Regions from separate parts of the Homo sapiens genome. Here region 2 is linked to region 1. The links are chromatin contacts, found by Hi-C or POLR2A ChIA-PET in ENCODE. All regions are on one chromosome and are shown on one strand. Each heading gives the region's core, a stretch centred on a gene start or an enhancer-like site at or near the end of the contact. The rest is flanking DNA. Distances are from core to core; before and after follow the strand shown.

Evidence for each region. A loop is a pair of places that touch in the nucleus more often than their neighbours do. ChIA-PET counts read pairs that join two places held with the same protein, here RNA polymerase II (POLR2A). Pooled maps may share reads with other maps.
Region 2: a map of mammary epithelial cell shows a loop between it and region 1 (5-fold over the local background). The contact joins two enhancer-like sites. A Hi-C loop is called at or near these places in 3 of 168 maps with a recorded cell type or tissue (esophagus muscularis mucosa, heart left ventricle and mammary epithelial cell) and 1 of 50 pooled maps. POLR2A ChIA-PET finds 5 or more read pairs at or near these places in 3 of 52 experiments (AG04449, BJ and PC-3).

The regions. Positions count from the first base shown.
Region 1 is chr11:86,631,391-86,634,845 of GRCh38, reverse strand. The region is part of intron 2 of ME3 (malic enzyme 3); the gene reads left to right. Among named protein-coding and RNA genes, the nearest start is that of ME3, 39 kb to the left of the region's middle. Within about 2 kb of position 1,890, at least 7 of the 41 ENCODE cell types and tissues checked have a DNase peak (open chromatin) inside an H3K27ac peak, as active enhancers do; they include PC-3, where a contact is called at or near this core.
Region 2 is chr11:86,718,277-86,721,956 of GRCh38, reverse strand. No RefSeq gene overlaps it. Among named protein-coding and RNA genes, the nearest start is that of ME3, 48 kb to the right of the region's middle. Within about 2 kb of position 2,021, at least 3 of the 41 ENCODE cell types and tissues checked have a DNase peak (open chromatin) inside an H3K27ac peak, as active enhancers do; they include PC-3, where a contact is called at or near this core.

The DNA.
Region 1 (3,455 bases), core at 641-3,140:
ATCAATCACAGTTTCAGTTTGTCCTAACAGAGAAGCCAAGGATAGTGTTCAAAGGAACCTTCCATAAGATTTCCAAGAAAGAAGACAATGGACAAACCAGCTGCTATCTATGATGTTTTATTTTCAGAATGAAACACAAAACAAACAAAAAAAAACACAAAAGACCCAGAACCATTTACTAGCATGTGAATGTGATCCTGTCTCTAACTTGAGCCTTCATGCATAGTAGACAATACCCCAGGTATGGGACTAAAATGCTACCAGTCATTCTTTGTTTTTTGGATAATTTTCTTTTGGCAGCATGATAATTTATTTCAAACCAAAGTCCACGACTTTGCTGAGACACAGGTAAGCTGAGCGACAGTAAGAAAGACAGTCTCATGATCTGATTATGAGCTAAGAAAACTGGGAAGTCTAGAGTTTAAAAAGCTGTCCCACGGGCATGCTGACCATTAGCTGACATGCTACTCACAACCAGGATGTCAGGAGGGAGGTTGGGAACATCATAGCAGTCTAAGGAGAAGACAGTCCTGGTGGGGATGACTGTGGTACCCATGTAGAGACATGAACCCAAGCTCTGGCTCCATACAACCCAGTTCATTTGGGAGGGGGATTTAAATCAGGGCCCCCACTTCTGACTGACCAGATGGAGGCATCCCTGAACACCCCTCTCAGGTTTCCCAATCTCTCCTCCCTCTACTCTTCCTTCTCCTTTTTTTCTTCCTCCTTCCCTTCCTCATGCCCAAAATGGCTGTTTGTAGGAATGGAAGGAGAGGGGTGTATTTTGGGAGGGATTTGGGGACTCAATTAATGGAACATATCAAGGTTAAGGGAGAATAAGTGCAGGAAGGAAATTCTGGTTCCTTTTCTTTCCTCCTATCTGGACTCCAAAGGCACCGTCATGGCAGAATCAGCATGGGGCTGTGAGCCAGTGGCCCTACTCTCATCTCAGCTCTGCCACTGATGGTGGGCCTGTCATTTAACTGCGTTGAGCCCAGGTTTCCCCTCTAGATGGTGGACATGTAACCTCCCCAAATGACCCCATGAGGCCCATGGTAGATGCTTCTGTCTGTGAAGTCCTTCATGATTGCATCTGATGGACAGACTCCTCTCCTCTTCCGGGCCCCTCTAGCACGGTCCTCTGTTGCCCTCTGGCCTATAGAACAGCATGCATTTGGGTTTGAGAGCAACCTGGATTTGCAGCCAAGACACCCATGAGAGTACCTTCCTCTCCCTCACAACCACCCTTCTCATACCAATCAAGTCTCAATGTCCCTAAGCGTCCTGTCTAGCACCTTTTCATTTCTCTTATTACATTTCTCCTCCATGCCCTTACTTTCCAGCTATTTTAATGTGCTCAGTGGAATGTGGCATTTAACAGCACGGGCTCTAGAACCAGCATTACCTGGGTTCAGATTCTGACTTTGCCTCCCCAGACTGTGGCACCTTGGACCAATTATGTAAGCATGTTGTGCTCAGTTTCCTGATCTACAAAATAGGGTTAATAATAGCACCCCTCATGTGGCTGTATGAGAGTTAATAAATCAAAACACACAAAGCCCAGGAAAGTACCTAGCAAATAGTAAGTGACTAAATGTCAGTCTGTCACTGTGCTTATGTCCTTGGTCACATCTCTCTTGTGGGTCAATGAGCTGCTTGGAGACTGTAATGTGGCCTTGGACTTTACAGAGATGAGTTTCTGTGACCAGAGAATAAGCAACCAAATCCTCAGCCTGGCCACACAATGCTGGATGGTGACTCAGTGGTCATTACTGACATGCATATCGGACTCACAGCAGTTTTCTGTGGGAACCCTCAACATCCTGACTCTGTGTCCCTGGGCACAGGGGCCGTGCAGTGCTCAGGCGGAGAGTGACTAAGTGCTGCCATCCAGCTGTGGTGGCTGACTCATGCATGAGGACTGAAGGATGTGGATTCTGAAAGCCCTTCCTCACCGTTGTGTTTCCTGTCCATATAGCCCTGCCCCAGGGCCTGGGGCTCCCATGGAGGACCAGTGCCCAGGAGAGATTCGTGTGACTGCAGAGCACCTGGGTTGCCCTGAAGGAAACCACTGGCCTTCAGTATCACTCACTGCACCTGGGCCCACCCAAGGTCTCTGGAGTGCAGTTCTGCCCCTGTGGCCTCCTCTGTCCCCTCCTTCACAGCGCAGGCTGTCACACATGTGGCAGGTTCTCCAACATATGGCCAGAGAATCAGTGTATGCAGTACTGGAGGGGCCTGAGGATGATGTCCAGGGCCATTCCTCATTTTGCAGACATAGAGACTAATGTCTGAGGGAGGCAGGGTCTTCAGCAATACAGTCAGGACTAGAATCCTGAGGACTAATTCCCAAGTCCATGTTCTTTTCAGGAAACCCTGCTAAAGTAAAAGAATACAACTTCTTGGCTGTAGTGTGAGGAACAGGCAGAAGCAGGCACAGGGAAGCGAGTCCAAGATACCTGGCTTACAGAGCCTGCTCTACCCCACCCCCCTTGGCCATTTTGTCTCCCTTCTTCACTCCCCTATTTAGGCTCTCGGATCAGGCAGTTCCCCACTACTTCCCCACAAACTGTGAGGCCCCTGTGAAGCTGCTCTCCCAGAGGCCCTCTGCTCAGGCTGCACTCTCTTGCACCCAGCAGCCCTTGAACACATCACTTTTGGAAGTATCCAGTCCACACCACTATGCTGTTGGAGTCAGGCAGGTCAGAGTTGGAATCACAGAAACTATGTGGCCATGGACAAGGTACTTAGCCTCTTTAAGCCTCAGTTTCTTCATCTGTGGTCTTCTTCATATAGGTAAAATAAAATAATTTGGCTGGGCATGGTGGCTCACACCTGTAATCCCAGCCCTTTGGGAGGCTGAGGCAGGAGGATCACCTGAGGTCAGGAGTTCGAGACCAGCCTGGCCAACATGATGAAACCCTCTCTCTCCTAAAAATACAAAAATTAGCCGGTCATGATGGTGGGTGCCTGTAATCCCTCCTATTCAGGAGGCTGAGGCAGGAGAATTGCTTGAACCCGAGAGGCGGAGGTTGCAGTGAGTTGAAATTGTGCCACTACACTCCAGCCTGGATGACAAGAATAAAACTCTATCTCAAAATAATTTATAACTATCAGAACAGTGCCTGGCAGCCCGTAGGCTTCCAATGTGCCATGCCTGTTATTATTATTGCCTGTTATTTTTAAAGCTTCACTCAAATTGTCTTTATTATGCCCATGGTTCCAGATGCATCAGAATTACCTGAGGATTTTTATAAACAAGACAGTCTGATCTATTAGGTCTGAGAAGGAGCTAAGGAATTTTTTTTTTAAGTTCACCAAGGAGATTCTGATATGCGTTTGGATTTGGGAACCACTAAACCCCTTCATTGCCCACGGTTTTCTTATGAGTTTGGCACTAGTTCTCTCACATTCTTGTCACTGCCTATAAGTTACAGGCAGTTTTGCAGGTGGAC
Region 2 (3,680 bases), core at 772-3,271, 87 kb before region 1:
ACTAACAATACACAGATAAACAAAATGTACTTCTTTCCCTTGTTAAGGCTTGGAAAACAGTACCCTAAAGTATGGCACTTTGGCATGCTGAGTTCTTGGAACTAAAGGAGATTGGAAGGCCTCAGAAGCGTCTTTCTGAGCTTTGCCTGCCCTCCTGCCTCCCACTCTTCTTTCTCTTCCAAAGCAAATCATTGAAATCAGATTTCCTCTTCCTCAAGATGGGTCATGGAAACTAGAACTCCTCTTCTGCAAAGCAAGCTATAAAAGATGGAAAGAGCACTCTGTCCCTTCTCCCTTAAAGACCATCAATCCAGAGGGGTCCTGCCCCATGCCACAGAGAAACGAATGCTACCCAGAGAGGCCAAGAAAAATCTGGACAGCTCTTGCTGAGTTTCCCTCCTCCCTCTTAGTCTACTTCTGTTAGATCATATCCTTTTGCCCAATCACATTTCTACATGGTTGTCCATTCTTCATCAAACCTAAGCATAAAAATGCACAGTTTTCTCTGGGTCTTTGAGTCTTCATTTCTGAAGGCTCCCATGACACATAAAACTGTGATTAAATACATTTGTTATGCTTTTCTCTTTTTAACCTCTCTTTTGTTATGGAGTAATGGCTGTGGTCCTTATCATGGGTGAAGAAAGGTATCCCACTTTCCAGTCCCTACACCCTCCAAGGTACAGAAGCTGGTTCTTAAGGGATGAATAGTAGGAACTTTATATAAATGGAGAGAAGTCCAGGCAGAGTTAAAAGTATGTACAGAATCCTTTTCTACCACCATGGTTCTTTTCTAATATGTCTGGGATAACTTTAGGGTACCAGGTGATGACAAAGAGAGGTTTAGGAAAGTCCCTTTACTGAGGAAATGACAAGAAATTCATTCTGACCTTTCAGTGTGGGAAAGAGCCCTACTGCCTGGGACGCATTTTCACTCTTGGGAGCACTGGTAGATGGTTCCTGAAATCAGTGTCAGAGACACCAAAGAGGATAAAGATACAGGAGGCAAGAGATGGATTTAAATCATTAACTCTGGGATCATCTGGAGAGATGGAGCCACAATCCTCTAAGTCCAATATTGATTTCTATGCGGAAAAATTCTGCCTAGAGCTGGGACAGATCCAAGTTCTGTGGAGCCTGTTGATTTTACAACTGGGGGCAGGGATGAGGGGGAGGAGGGAAACTTGTAAAGAAAATGAATACAAAGTTACAAATTGAAAACAGAGGCAGAACTTAGAAGGGGCCCATATAAGTGAGTGTCCCTGGAGCTCGCATTTTATTGGCTTCCTGGTAAATCTACTTCTGACCAGAGCTTCATCAGTGGAGGGAGGGAAACATTTGGAATCTTCTTGTGTATCTGTGCTGTGAAGACACTGGGATTTGTTTTGTTAGCATGTTTCACAGGATGCAGCCCATTCAGGTATTCTTTAGCATCAAATTTATCCAACCCTTTTGGGTATCAAAGTTTGGATCCATGCAAGTGGCCAAGAAGAATGTGTTTCTTGAGTGTCACAGGGACCTTGGGATGCAAGTATTTTCTCTGGGAGGGTTGTTAGTCCTCAGAAAAAACACCATTCCTTTCATGGCCTGTGAGAGCTGTGGACCTGCCCAAGCCTTCAGAGCCACCAGAGAAGTCTCCAAGGTCTTCCTTCTGTGCAGAGTAAGCTGCTTTGTCTTGGGGTGTCAGGCATGTCCCCACATGCAGTTGTGTTAATCAGCTCAAGTTCTGGCTTAAAGGCAGTGATTTACCTTAAGGACAGACTGTGCTGTTGGTGCTTGCAGGTGTTTAGATGGCCAATTTGGAATCCAACACTGTGTTGAACTTAGAGGGGAAAAAAATGATATATAAGAAGCATGTTTCTCTCTCCCACCAAAGAAAACAGGATTAATCCTTACTAAGAAGGAAGAGACCTCCCATGACTGGCAGGGAAGGAATGTTTGTGGGAAATAGTCATTTGCTAATTTACTTGCTATCTTCACTCCTATTTGACATTCTTCTTCGTCTAGGAATTTTGGTTGGCATTGTATGTGCTTAGTCATCAGTGTCTTTGACTGATGAATGACAGTTGAATACAGGTTCCAAGCACTGATGAGAGCTGGGGCTACATGGAAGCCTAAGAAAGAGGTTCTGCTTTATAGGGAGTCTTCAGGAGAGAATCTGACCCTGAGAGGTGTTTAAAAAGGATCTATAGAAATGAATAGGATTGAGTTAAATTAAATGAGCTCATGGCTTGGAGGAGAGTAAAATATAAAAACGTAGTTATTCTACATGGTAATAACTTTTTTTCCTTTCCTAAATTAAGGGCTCTAGATTTAGAGAGGATGGCATGAAATCCAGGTTCAAATCCTAGTTGTTATTAATCACCAGTGTGACCTTGAGCTAACTGCTTAATATCTATATGACCATTTCCTCATCTGTCAAATGAGAGAGATTTAGGCTAGTACTTATCTCAAAGTTTTGTAAAGTTACAAGAAATAATATAAGTAAAGCACATATTAATATTAATAGTAAGATACCTGATACATATGTTCAATATTAAGAGCATTTTGAGTAGCAAAATATTTATAAGGGCTAAGGGAACACAGAGAAATGGGAGAGAAGGAAATTTTGTGTGTGGATGGCAGGGGACTAGGATGTACCTTGGAATGGATAAGAGGATGGATAGATAGATAGATAGATAGATAGACAGACAGACAGATAGATAGATAGTTAGATATATGGATGGTTGGATGGATGGACAGATGGATGGATGGATGGATGGATGGATGGATGGATGGATGGATGGACAGATGGATGGATGGATGGATGGATTGGTGGATGATTGGACGGATGGATGGTGGAGGCAGGGTAATGGTGGTACAGGAGAGGGGTTAGCACAGGATCTGTTGTTTTCTCTGGTCTTGACAGAAGCTGTTTTTATGTCTCACTAGCTTTCATGTCATCCAGAGGATGAACAAGGTGTGAAAAAGTACTGGTATAAGGGCTCTTTTTCCATTTCTGTATAATCCACAATGCATAACTCTGATACAGTGAGACAACAACACACCAGGGATTTAGGATTTGGGAAGGGAGAGGCAGACAGAGAAGCAAAGTTGTCAGGGAAGGCATTGGCAGTGGTGGAGAAATTCAGGTGCTTTGGGACAGTGAACATTAACAAGGAGGCTGAGGCAGTGGGACAAGTTTGGACCTATTACTGAGTACTGGTAAGACATAAGGACTCCAACACATAATTAACAGGATCTTTGAGGAAGAGTTGAGATCATGCAGGTGGGGCTATGAGCTTGCAAAATTTGGGTATTAATAACTTATTCATTCCCTCGGGTTGGTGGAACTGAGGACATTTGGGTTACACAAAGTTTTAAGTATTCACAAGATTATTTATTCCCTTTAGTGATTCTCCTGTGAATTTTAATCATGTTCAATTCTTTCTGTGATACTTCCAGAAGGGAGAAAACTAACATCAAAATGCCTCACTATGTATTATGTTAGGTTTAGTCAGGTTATCCTATAAGATGTCTCTTTTTTACAAACAAATGAGAAATTGGGGGAAATAATATGGGTCAAATAACTTACCCAAGGTCACAGCTGTTTATTAACCGACTATGATGAATTATTCTCAATGTGTGACACAATCCTGTTGGGGTCAGACCATGATTCCCCAAAGCACAGAGCTTTGGCATGC